Linked DNA regions of Homo sapiens: region 1 is linked to region 2. A link is a loop called in an ENCODE intact Hi-C map of the cell type or tissue named here. Cell type or tissue: mammary epithelial cell. All regions are shown on one strand. Each heading gives the region's core, and the rest is flanking DNA. Links, peaks and the distances in the headings are about the cores only.

Region 1 (6,815 bases), core at 938-5,937, 460 kb before region 2:
ACTTACTGGCGCGCTCCGATAAGTATGTACAGAACATACATACTGAAGAAAGATGGGTTGCTTGGAATCTCTCTTCTTTTGAAGAGAACTATTTTGAGGTTTTTTAACAGTTGTAAACAAAAGGAAAGATATACAGATACCTATACACATAGAGATCTACACTGAGTATTTTCAACGTGGTGCATATCTTCTTATCTAGAGATACACACAGTGTCTCCACTCGCCCCTTCACACACACCCACACCCTTCCATACAGCGTGTGAATATAAATGTTGTAAATGTCCTTGGGAGTTCACTGGAGTTTTCATATTACCAAATGATGATGAAATACCTGATTTGTATTACTCCTGAGAAGATATTAGAAGGGAATGACAGTTCTGATGCACTTTGGAATGGCACAATCACGTAAACGCCTGCATACTTAAGACTTCTTAACTCATCCAAAGTTTCTAAACATGATTTGACCAAAAAAATAGAAAGTATCAAAACAATGCAGCAAGTTAAAAAATCAAAACAAAATACTTTTTTATAATCAAAGTATAAACATATAGGAAATACATATTTGTCAGTAATTACTCTTAAAGTAGGAAATGTACTGAAAACCATAGCTAGCCAACAGAACTTAAAAAAAATACCTTTCCAATGCATAATACATGCATTGCCCAAAAGAGTAGGATAGCCACATTAGACTTACAAGACTTACAGCAACTCCACCAGAAAAAAACTGCTACACAGCAAGTCTGTTAAGTATGCTGTTGGTAAAAAAAACTGCTGTGACTGTTACCCACACTTCTGTAAAAAAAAGAATTTGCAATTTGATGAGTATCTTATCCCTCATATAATCTGTATAAAATTACAACAAAACCAATAAATTTCAAGCACCAATTCAATAATCTAAACTTACTGTATTTATATTTCTCCTATTACTGAGGGAACAAATTATGATGAAGGCTTAGCTGAAATTAGCCAGGTAATTATTACAGTTTAGTTTTAAAGGCATGTGGTTTTCCTTCCATTCACTTGAATCTCAAACATTTGAGAATGTTTAGGCTAGTAAAGGACTCCTTGGAGGAATCCATCATTTCTGAGTATTGAAGGTTTTAATATACATTGAAAGCTCTTTAACAAACCAATGCTCTCTTAGTTCTAGGATAAAACAGAGTTGCACACAAGAAATTAAGGGACTGTTCCTCATTATGACTTAGAAAAGGCAGCACCTCTCTAGTAGACTAAGAGCATGTCTGGACATCCACTGGTAGTGTAAGAAAACGGCATTTTTTAAAGAAGGCAACACCATTGCACTTGGCAAAACTGAAGTTTTTCTTAATTAAAAATTTTCCATTACACATTTGGGGTGAGAGGGTATCTCAGTAAGAGTACATTTTTTTCTGGTTTCTTTTTCAGGAAAAAAAAAAAAAAAAGTAGTACAGTCTGAGCCAGTAGATGAGTAACAGTGTTTGTGATACCTCTGGTTGTTCCTGAAGAAAACATGTTCAGATAACAAGGGGGTTTGTTTTCAAAATCAATGCAACTGCTGTTTTTGTTTCCAGTATTTACATCACACCACTTAGGTACACAGTAATTTGTGAGACATCATTAATGATTCAGTCTTCTCCTAGTATTAAGTTTGGTTAATTTTCAATAAACACCAAACTAAAACTTTAAGTTGGCTGTATTTGAGAGACTGAAAATAAGACTATTGAAGAAAACAAATCACATGGAAACCAAAATCTCAATCAACAGTGATTCTCCATCACTGCCCATCCTGTTACCTGAACTTTATCACAAAATCACATGCAGCTGAAGGAAAAGAGTTGCACTGAAGCCAGGGTGTTAGGACGAGGGCGAAGGGTCTTGCTGGTCCTCCAGAAGGGTGGCTTTGGCCTGCTCCTTGCTTATCTCGTTGCATGGCTCTTCATAAAGAGGCTCACCAAGGTCTCCGCTGCCCTCTTCACTCTCCTCCTCGCTGTGGTCTTCACTTGGCTCCACAGTTTGTTCCAGGCTGTTCTCCAGAAGTGTGGGAGAACTGCTTATTCTACTTTCCTCTTCAGCTGTCTCATTTAAGGGCTGAGAAGGAGGCGGTGTGGGAGTATTAGATTGGATGACACTTTCAGTGGAAGAGACGGGGGCTTTGGTTAGAGTAGTATCCGCTACAGTCTCATTCTGAGGCAAAGATAACTTTTCCACAAGTTTCCACTGAATGATGCTCATGTCTTTTCCACCAGTTGATATCAGGTGACTGTCATTGTGAGTAAAACTGACATTGGTGACATGGCTGCTGTGGGCACTGTACTTGTGACTGGGAGCCTATATGAAATAAATCAGACAGACAGGAAAATTAAACTCATTCTTGACATGCCTGTTTCAGAAATGGAGGTGATACGTAAGGGGGGTAAACTCAGCTTGTGAAATGGGCAATCCAATTTAAAGCCAGAAGTCATCAAATCTCAGGAGTAAGGCTAGCCGTTATTTCCTTTTATTATCACTTTACATAGGAAAAACGAAACAGAAGAATTGGACATCTCTGTATTTTCACACTATATGTTTAAAAAAATAGCTAAAAGTCTGTCTCTTCTAGATGTTGGTCGTATACTTGCCAGAGCTTAGTAATTATTCTTCTGAAATGGTTAGGGGAACATTTACTATGTTGGTAGGATTACAGGACATTCGGGAAACAGTTCCATTAGTTTTATAACGTTGAATATGTATCCAACAAATAAAATATTTTAAAATATTTAGGAGAGATTTTAAATTGCCAACAAATCAAAATAAAAAGCAACCGGACAATAAAGAAACAGGAATAACATCATCGGTCGTCATTTCTACAGCTCACTTCTCCTTAGCCTTAGGAAGGGGGAGAAGACAAGCACTGCCTGGATGGATGCTCACCGATGGCCCTTATCTCCCTCTGTGCACTGGAGTATCATGGAGAGGAATCAGTAACCTATATTTTCTTGCTATGGATGCAAAATCATCCCTGGACAGAAGGCCTTATAACATTAGTTTCTATTAAAGTGAGTTTACCTTTGCTTTGGAGCAGGGATACTGAAACAGATGGACTTTACAAAAGTCATCGGCAACAGCTATCACCTTTCTATTGTGGGATCGCACCAGTGCATTGATATCTGTCCCATCAGATCCTTCTGGCCAGACACCTTTGATATGGAAACACAGGGATGCAGAAAAATTAGCTGAAGAAATATAACTGTGATGCTATATATGTTTATTTTATTTTAGAATCTGTTTAGCTTTTATCTATGTTCAAACTCTTAGCTGTTAACATTTCCTTTACAAATTTCTCAGTGGCTCACACTGTTCTTCATTCAAATCAAGTCCTGTCCAAAATCTAACTAATAAAAAACCAAAATAGCCCCAAAATGGAAAACTTAAAGACTCAATGGTACTCAATGGTAACCAGCAGGTGGTGCTAATAATTTATTTTACTTTCAGCTTGACTTACACCTCAGCAATAAGCTCTTCCTTTTTAAAGTTTCTGGATGGAGGGAATCAGTTACTTGTATAGACAAGGTTCAAAAACAAAGCCATAACACCAAGTCTTCGAAGTGGAGTCTAGGTTTTCTTTCAGGCAAGCACCTCCAAGAAAACCTCAGAGAGATTATTTCTTTTAGAAAGCATAGGCCATCCACTAGTTTAGCATGCTATCCCATGTAATTTTCCTGGAAAGATTATGTCCCAAGATAAGACACGTCAAATTTAATTATTCTGAATCATTATGCAGCACTAATGATCATGTCGAACATAATTTTCACAAACCTCTATTAGGCTAGATTGAAACTATGGAAGATTTAAGGGTTGAGATGTTGGCCACTTGTGGTTGAATGCTACTCTAGAGAACAAATATGTTTTTGGTAAATTTGCTAAAAACAAGTCAAAATACTTTAAAATTGGTCTCTCTTAATAATTTAAATAAATAATGTCTTCATTAAAATAACCACAGAAGCTACCAGCTATGGGTCACTGCTTCATTTTCACGTAGAATAATGAAATTGTTTATGGACAGAATTATTTTGTTTTTAATTCCTTCCTGGCCTATTAGGCTTCTCTGTCTTGATAGCACTTGTGTTTAGAACAACCACCTATAATGGATTATTTTCCTAATGCACATAGCATAAAGAAATGTTCAGATCTATGATCAGGCTGGAGAACCCAATTTTCAGAAGGCAGAGATAAATTGTTAAAGAGAAAATATTAATTTTTGTGTATTGCTTTAGGTATTGGTGCCACATCCATATCCAGTATTTTAATTACCTGAGCATAACACTTCTTTTTAATTCTTTGCAAATAACGCTTTATTATTTTAACTTTTCCATCTATCTTCTAACCCTTTCAGAAGGATACCTAAATACTGAGGAAGGCTTAGAAAACAGTCATAGAGGTCGGATTTCCAGAAAGTTACAAAACGTCAGATTAGGAAGAAGCCCCACATAGTTATCTTTATATAATTCTCCTAAAAATGCCTTTGTATTTCAACAAGTGGTGTAAGGCAACTAGACATCCACACGCAAAATAATAATAAAATACACTGACAAGGACATGGAGGAACCAGAACCCTCGTACACTGCTGGTGGAAATGTAAATGTAGTCACTGTGGAAAACAGTCTGGCAGTTGCTCAAAAGAGTAAACATACAGTTACCATTTGACTCAGCAATTCTACTCCTAGGTAAATACCCAAGAGAAATGAAAACATGTCTACACAAAAACCTGCACATGACTGTTCACAGCAGTGGTATTCATAATAGCTGAAAAGTAGAAACAGCCCAAGTGTCCATCAGCTGATGAATGAATTAACAAAATGTCATCTATCCATACAATGGGATATTACTCAGCCATAAAAAGAGTAAAGTACTGATGTATGCTACAACGTGGATAAACCTTGAAAACGTTATGCTAAATCACAGAAGCTAGTCTCAGTGGATCAAATATTGTATGATTCCCCTTATATAAACTATACAGAAAAGGCAAATCAATAACAGATTAGTGGTTGCTGGGGGGTGGGGTAGAGGATAAGAGAGATGGGGTAACTGTTAATGGGTACAGAGTTTCTTTGTGGGGTAATGAAAATGTTCTAAAATTAGACCTTGATGGTCACACAACTAAGTATACAAAAACCACTGAATTTTACACTTTATTTATTTATGAGCTGGAGTCTCACTCTGTCACCCAGGCTGGAGTGCAGTGGCACAATCTCAGCTCACTGCAGCCTCTGCCTCCCAGGTTCAAGCAGTTCTCCTGCCTCAGCCTCCCACGTAACTGGGATTACAGGTGCACGTCACCACGCCCAGCTAATTTTTGTATTTTTAGCAGAGACAGGGTTTCACCATGTTGGCCAGGCTGGTCTCGAACTCCTGAACTCAGGTGATTTGCCCACCTCGGCCTCCCAAAGTGCTAGAATTACAGGTGTGAGCCACTGCGCCCAGCCTGAATTTTACACTTTAGGTGAATTGTATGGCATGTATCTCAAGCTATTTAAAAATGCCTTTCCAAATTTAATAACTTCAATTTTCACTTAAAGAAAAACGGGAAGGTAATCTGTACTACTATGTAAATTCCTTGTCTTTCATATTAAGGACCAAAAGTGCTTGATTCTGCAAAATACAAATCCCATGTTGGTTCAATCCTAATACATTTAATTTCTCTGAGGCTGACATTAATAGTGATAAAGCTAAAGAATACACAGACTATTTTTCATTTATAAATTTAAGCAAGTAAATATTATATATAAAAAACCCACAAACCACTTCTTTACATCAGGTGTCATTTCCTTACCAAATACTTGAAATCCTAGCACACAGGTATATGTCGTCCAATCAATGTCCTTACAATCCGATCGATTCCTGATTAGTTTGCAGCCATTTGGAATGTCCCCTTTAAATTTAGAAACAGGAAGTATAATCATAGTGCTTGTGTACAAATGTATTTGAAAGTGCATCTTGATTCAAACTAGCCACGTTTACTTGTATTTATAATCCATACACTGAAAAACATTAAGACACATTTAAAAAGGAAAAGAAAGTGTTCACTTTAACAGGGTTTATAAAACTACAAACTGTTTCCCATGGAAGTTTTTTTTTTCCTCTAAAAAGCATAAATGCCCATCTATCATATTCCTCCCTGCCTCCAGGAGAAGTAATTAAATGAAAAACCATTCAGAGCAGCATCAATTTGACAGAGTAATTTCTTATTACTATATGTGCCTTCTGTTCTACACTATTAACATTAATTCATTACTCTTGGAGAAGTGAATCACATTTGAGATTCTCATTACCTTAGCTCAGCATAACATATGCTTTGTCAGGTTAAAGAGGTTGGCAAGCATTCTCTGCACAATTCAGATTCCATGCAGCCTGTTCATTAGCGCCCCTGACAGACACATCTTAGCATATATATATATATATATATATATATATATATATATAAATATAATCATAGCATATATATATATATATAAAATCATTCATACTTACAGTACAATATTTCATAGTCTCCCGAGTTAGACATTATATACTTGTTGTCTGGGGACCAGTCAAGGTGTGTGATGTAGCTGGAATGTCCCTAGAAAATAACAGATAAATTGTTAGAAAGCATTTAGAGTTCTGAATGATAAACAGTTCAACAGCTAGCCAATACTGTTTCTGAATACACATTTGTTGGAATTTCTAAAGGAGAGGAAGCAGTGTCACACCCTCTAAAACTGAGCAGGCTCACAGCAAATCCTCAGCACTTGAAACCTGGGAGAAACTTTCTGGCCTATCTAGATACCAGAAACTAGCACCTACTACCTGTATTAGACACT
Region 2 (6,815 bases), core at 1,104-6,103:
GGCCTTTCTGTGACTGCTTGGCATGAACTTTGGAACCCGGACATTGTGAGGTCTACAGTGGCTGTCTGGGGGTCTTTTCCACTTCCCTGTCCTTGACTGTCAGCTGGAGAGGTGATTTCAGGATTGGTGAGACACTACCGCACATATGTCTTACCATGGCAACCTCAAGGCATTCCTCTGAGGCCAGGATGTGGTTTCATTTCTCAGGGGAGTAGACTGAGGGGGAAACAGAAAAGTGTGAGGATGGCTTTCCATGAGGCATGGCCCTCAGGATCATGCTAAATGAAATGACATGTTGGTGTGTTTATCTGCAAACAGCCACATTGACTACTCACTTATTACAATTTTGAAGCTTATTAAAACAAAAAATACAGAGTCTTGCTGTGTTGCCCAGGCTGGAGTGCAGGGGCATGATCTCAGCTCACTACAACCTCCGCCTCCTGGGTTCAAGCAATTCTCAGAACTCCGGGTGTGGTGGCGCATGCTGGGATTACAGGCATGTGCCACCATACCCAGCTAGTTTTTGTATTTCTAATAGAGACAGAGTTTCACCACATTGGCCAGGCTGGTCTTGAACTCCTGAGCTGAAGAGATCTGCCTGCCTCGGCCTTCCAAAGTGCTGGGATTAAAGGCATGAGCCACTGTGCCTGGCCTGAAGCTGATTTTTTAATAGTTTGATCAGAGCTGCTTATTTCTTGACCTCTTTCGGAGACCTTCTGGAAAATTCTGGTGTCAGAGAAGGAGCACTCAGGAATCAGGAGTCAAGAGTTGCAAACTAGGCTGGGTGCGGTGGCTCAAGTGTATATTCCCAGTAGTTTGGGAGGCCAAGGCGAGAAGATCCCTTGGGGACCAGGCCAGGAGTTCAATACCAGCCCGGGCAACATAGTGAGACTATGTCTCTTAAAAAAAAAAAAAATTAGCTAGACATGTACCTGTAGTCCCAGCTACTTGGGAGGCTGAGGTGGGAGGATCACTTGAGCACAGGAGTTAGAGGTTACAGTGAGCTATCATTGCATTACTGCACTCTGGCCTGAATGACAGAGTGAGACCCTTTCCCAAAAAATAAGAAGCAAAGAGTTGCAGACTAGATCTTGTTCTGTGAGGTTGCTTAACCGCTCTGAATTTCAGTTATAAAATGTGAGGGCATTGGTTAAACCTGCCCTTTGCTAGGATCCGTCTAATAACACCCTATATATCTTTGATTTCTCTGTGAGCTCTGCAGAGCTGACCATCTCCAAGACTGGGGGAAAGTGGTTGTATAAGGGCAGCTTCTTATAGGGAATGGCTGGGGAGCAGGGCTGTCCCCAGAGAGGTGATGGGCATTTATATAGTTTTTTCGGCATCACAGACACAGGATTAGCTTACACTAGCAACCACCTACACCCTCCCTTGGCATGAGCCTGGAGTCTGGGAGGACTCCACCTGGATGGGTGGCAGGTGGCATCAGCTCTTCACATCCATCCTTGGTTTCCCTTGGATCCCTCTCCATCACTGTCTTTATTCACCTCAGCCTCCCCCAGCTGGAGCCACAGGCAGCCCTGTCCCATTCCGGAGCCAGTTCTGACCAAGGCAGGAAATGGATGTGGAGCCTCCGCCTGCCACTGGAGGGAGGAGGGGGCTGGAATTAGGTCTCATGTTTTCAATCAGCAACAATCGCGCCTCGGTTAAACCTCAGAGGCGACGGTGGTAGCACCACTCAAAGCTTACATTAAGTTGTTTCCTCAGATGTGGGATCCAGAGGCTTAGGCACGACTCACAGGCTCCTGGGTGCCTTTCTCCTGCGCTCAAGTCTCCTTTCCTCAAATCCAAATGAGGACTGGGTGTGTCAGAGGCAGTCTGGCTGCCTGGGCAGCTCCTGAGTTCCAGAATTTCCTAATCTTCCTTACCCCCAATGGCATCTGCAGCAATTCCCAAGTCCATAATCTGACCATAGTATTGTCTGGCCTTCCAGACCCTTCCTTGAGGCTCATTTGGAGGCTGGGTGCCCCTGGGACAGTGCAGCCTTCCTTCTGACTGTTGGGGATAAACAGCTCAGGGTCCTACCCCAGGTCTGGACTCTGCTGGCATCTCTTCTAATGTCGGGGGTCATCTGTCAGTTAAGAACTACCCTGAGGAGTGGCCTCCAAAGATGGAACCATTAGCTCAGAGGCGCAACATACTTGGTTCCATAAGCCTGCCTCTTTTATGGCCCTAGGAAAGCAAGAGCAGATCAATACATGCTTTTTGAAAGAATCTCAGAGTTTGTGGCAGAACCATTCTGAGATGTGATTAGGACTTGGGACACACAGGTCTTCCTAAACTCTTCTTGAAGGACATTGATTGACCTGAACTGTAACTAATACTGGCTAAGCCAGAATCTTGGAAAAGGTAATATGAGGAAGGTTGTAGTGATAGGAGCTTTTGGTGTCTGAGGAGCAGAACTGAAAATGGAGAAGCCAAGGAGGGTAGAGAATTGGTCAGGGTGTCTGCCTAGAGGCAAGTAGACGCTGATTCTAGACAACAGGTGCTGGGCCTCAGACAGTGGGGGAACAGTGTGTGCTGGGATTGGCCCTCGGAGCATGCAGCGCCCAGGCTCAGGTTTGGTGCTCCTAAGCACGGCCCTGAACCACTGCTGGCCGGGGGGCATTCCTCTACCTCCAGGCTTCGCTGTGGCTCTGCTCTGAATTTGCTATTTGACAAGGATAGCCAGGAAGAGCAGTTCCCTCCCTTCCTCTGCCTGCGCCAACCCCATCAGCAGCCTGTGGTCAGAGGTGCCCTCCTACCCCCATTTCCATGGGTGCCCATGGGAGCAGCATTGGAGGGCAAATCCAGGAGGCCTCTCCCCACCTGCTGCCTCCATCACCCCCAGGGCTGCCTGGCCAGGCTATCTTGCTCACTTTCAGGAAAAGGATCACAGGGAAAGGAACCTCCAGAACCCTAGAAGAGAGACCTCAATGCCATAAGGAAGAGTCTGGGGCAGAGGGGACGGTGGAGGGTAGGGGAGGGAGTGAAGCCCACTTGAGCTTTTGAAAATCTTCCTCCCTTTGAGTCTTCCCCAGCCCTAAGGCTGTTGGTGGGGCATCAGCGACCCCTGCTGGCCACCACATCTGGGATTTCCTCTGCCCTCCAGACCTCCATAGCTTTCCCCTCTGCTTTCAAGCCTCCCCTTCTTCCCAGGTTGAGGATTCTCTTCTCCCCAGAGACCCCACTCCCCCTTCCCTACTAGCCTTGCCTGTCTGTCCCCAGTTTTCTTTTATCCTTTTCTTTTACATATTCCATTCCCTTTTTCTTCTGGCAGAACTCAGCTTCTGTCTTTTGGAGCCTCCCTGCAGAAAACCACCTGTAGGGAAGAGATGGATAAAGCAGTGATAAGGCACCTGGTAAAGCATAACACACAGGAATGTCCAGGGGCTCATCTGGGCTGGAACAATAGATCCCTTTAAATGTGCTATCTGTCCCTCATATTTCTTCCATTTCACTCCAAGCCGAAACAACTACAGTTTATTATTTTATTATTATTTTGAGATGGAGTCTCACTCTGTCATCCAGGCTGGAGTGCAGTGGTGTGATCTCGGATCACTGCAACCCCCACCTTCCGAGTTCAAGCAGTTCTCCCTGCCCCAGCCTCCTGAGTAGCTGGGATTACAGGTGCCCACCACTATACCCGGCTAATTTTTGTATTTTTAGTAGAGATGGGGTTTCGCCATGTTGGCCTGGCTGGTCTTGAACTCCTGACCTTAGGTGGTCCGCCTGCCTTGGCCTCCCAAAGTGCTGGGATTCCAGGCATGAGCCATCCTGCCTGGCTGAACTATGGTTTACTGAATGCCTATTCTGTGCCTGTCTGTGTGTAGGGGACATACTTTGTGCCTCACTTTGCTCCTGTCCAGAGGCACCAGTCTCATGTTGAGGCAGGAGAGGAATGGTTGTGGGAGGATGTGGGTGCAGTTGGATGTCCAGCTTGCCCTGCCCCAACCTCTCTATAACTCATGCTGGTCACAGTGATCAGGCTTTCTTTAGTCTCAGGGCACAAGATTCTCAAGCTTGGCCACCTCATTCCATAAAATAGATAAGAAGTAGCTGCCCAAGTGGAGTTCCCTCTCTTAGGCCTTTGTCAGTCTTGCTCTAGCCTTGGCCTCTGCAGTGTCCTGGGTTCTCATGGCTTGCCATCCAGATGCAGGGCATGCATGATGAGGGGTGTAGGTAGGGGATACACCCATCTCAGGAGGCCAGGACCAGAGTCCCCCGCCCACCTCAAAAGGGCCCCATGTAGGGGCTAAAGGCCGTGGTTAAGTCAGAGGATTTTTATTTTTCTTAAAAGGGAAAAAGCTAAGATACCCTAATAAAAATGAGGCTTATTCTAGAGCAGAAAGCTCTCAGCCTGAGCTCCAGTCCAACACAGATAGGCACTCACTTCCTGGCCCAGGCCTTAATTTCCCTATTATATGGGAGCTAGGATACCCCCCAAAGGTCCTTCTTTTTTTTTGCTCTGAAGTTCTGTGGTTCTATTTTTCTTGCTTTTGCATGGCCAGGCAGACTAGGATGCAGCTTTGATCTACCTTGCGCCAGCTACCTCCCACCCACTCACGTGGATTCTAGGCTTTCATTTTTGCTGGAGTAATATTTTTCTGATGTTTATTTTTAAAAGTTCTGCATCTGTGGTGACCATCTCCCATTTGGAAAATTAACTACTTACAGATGTTGTGTGTGGCACAGCATTCTCCCAGGCAATGAAACCGCTGGGGTTTGGCTATCATTTCAAAAGTAAGAGGAGGGAAGGAAAGATGTATGTCTCTGATGTAGGTGTCAAAACTTCTTGACCTTCTGTAAAATGCCCAAATGTGATTTACTTTTATAAATTGAAGAGTGGAGAATTTCTTAAGCCTTGAGAGCCCAAGTGTTAAAAAACTCAAATGGAAATGGTCATATGTGGGATGTTTATGGTCATTTGTGGAATGTTTGCAGAGGGAAGGCACTAGCTGCGCGGCTGGGGCTGAGTGAACTCCTATGCTGTGCATAGAATACAGAGCTTAGCCCTCATCACCCCCATCCCCATGGTCAGCTGTGGCCAGTCAAGGCAGTGATTTATGTTGCTTTCCAGGATCTAGGTAAAGTGCATCCCAGCCTTGAGCAGAACCAGCAGATCCTTCTGACTCCAGGGTGCTGTGAAGACTCACTGGCTCTCTACCCTGTGTCATCCACCCGACCTTGACTTTCATTTTTGATTTCTGCCCTCCCTAGGAACTTGCACACGTCCTCCTCAAGACCTCCATCTCCAGGCATCACCCTTGCTCCTCTCCTCCCACACAACAGAAAATAGTTCCAGGATTAAAAAGACATTTTGTAAGATCCCAGTGAACTCTCACACAAAGCTCATTTTTTGTTTTCTTATTCATTGGCCACCCCCAGCTTCCGCCTCCTCAACAGTTGTCAAATACAGGCTCAACTCGAGAGAAGGAGCCATAGCCAGCTCTTTGTGTGGATGTTGATGCTGTGTATGTGTGCGGTGTGTGTGTATCTGCAGAGTGGGGTTTGTCTATGTGGAGTGTACACGTGTGCTGGTATTTGTGGCTGGGAGGAACCAACAGGACAAGAGCTCCTTTCCCCAGATGGGGCTTGCCCTGGCTGAGACATCTTTCTTGCCTGGATCTGGGACAGCTTCCTTTTTGCTACTGTTCCATTTCTGTCTCTGTTGATTTCTCCTGTCTTTGTTTCTTTCTACCAGAAGGTTCCTGCAGCCTTTGTCCTGTGAGAATGACTAAGGATAAATAAAAATTTGAGTAGCAGAGGAACTCAGAGACTGTCTCTCAAGTCTAATGAATCTGACTGCTTTAAATGTGAGAAGACTGAGGCTCGTTCTGTGCAGTGCGTTTGAACAGAAAGTTCATGCTTGTTCCACATCAGCAGGTTTAAACATTGTGTTAATGTTTTGTATCTCTGGTAAGATTTTTTGAAAGAGACACTCAAAAAGTGGGGGGAGCATAAGTACTATTCATTATAGGCAGATGGATGAGGATTTAGAATGTGGAGATTTGGAAGACAAAACTCAAGCTAGACACAATTTGTTTTCAAGGGAGAAAAATTAGGCAAAAAGTTAATGTCACTTATTCAAGATTTAGTAGAATAAATATGGGAGAAATAAATTGAGTGTGTGGTAAATTTATGAATAGTGACAGTGTTTCCTCTTGGAATGTGATAACTACTAAAAAAAAACTGCATGCAATAATAGCAATTCAGTAGGTGATATGATTTGGCTGTGTCCGCACCCAAATCTCAACTTGAATTGTATCTCCCAGAATTTCCACGTGTGGTGGGAGGGAGCCAGGGGAAGGTAATTGAATCATGGCAGCTGGTCTTTCCCCTGCTATTCTCCTTATAGTGAATAAGTCTCACCAGATCTGATGGGTTTATCAAGGGTTTCTGCTTTTGCATTTTCCTCATTTTCTCTTGCGACTGCCATGTAAGAAGTGCCTTTTGCCTCTTGCCATGATTCTGAGGCCTCCCCAGCCATGTGGAACTATAAGTCCAATTAAACCTCTTTTTGTTCCCAGTTTTGCGTATGTCTTTATCCGCAGCATGAAAACGAAATAATACAGTAGGAAACATTGATAAGTTGTACACTTTAATCTTCTTCTACGTATATAACAAAGAGAAACAATTCTTTTTCAAAGAAATAACATGGAAATTTGTCAACCATGTCGATCATTTAAAAGAGGCATGTCTAGACTAAGTGGGAGGAAGAAGGGAAGAAGGAGATAGATGAAGGACAAAGTCCACTGATGGAAAATAATAGCATGTGGATTAGGGTTCCCTTTCAGTAACTGGACGAATATGGGGAA

The links. A loop is a pair of places that touch in the nucleus more often than their neighbours do. Peaks named below come from ENCODE experiments on the same cell type or tissue, not always from the same donor. Only the 100,000 strongest peaks of a DNase experiment are listed, where the experiment ranks them.
Region 1: a loop joins it to region 2, with 6 times the contacts of the local background. A loop is called at or near these places in 28 of 110 quality-filtered maps.

Annotation. Positions count from the first base shown.
Region 1 is chr2:42,325,226-42,332,040 of GRCh38, reverse strand. It overlaps EML4 (EMAP like 4), which reads right to left. Exons shown (of 23, transcript NM_019063.5): 20 at 6,487-6,574; 21 at 5,789-5,887; 22 at 3,025-3,155; 23 at 1-2,307. The coding sequence ends at 1,834. Among named protein-coding and RNA genes, the nearest start is that of COX7A2L, 33 kb to the left of the region's middle. In mammary epithelial cell, for the core only: a CTCF peak has its summit at 3,422 (motif pointing right); no DNase peak of the experiment used is centred there.
Region 2 is chr2:41,866,160-41,872,974 of GRCh38, reverse strand. It overlaps the pseudogene RNU4-63P. Among named protein-coding and RNA genes, the nearest start is that of LINC01913, 8.0 kb to the left of the region's middle. RefSeq lists a silencer at 3,058-3,157. In mammary epithelial cell, for the core only: CTCF peaks have their summits at 1,624 (motif pointing right) and 3,073 (motif pointing left); no DNase peak of the experiment used is centred there.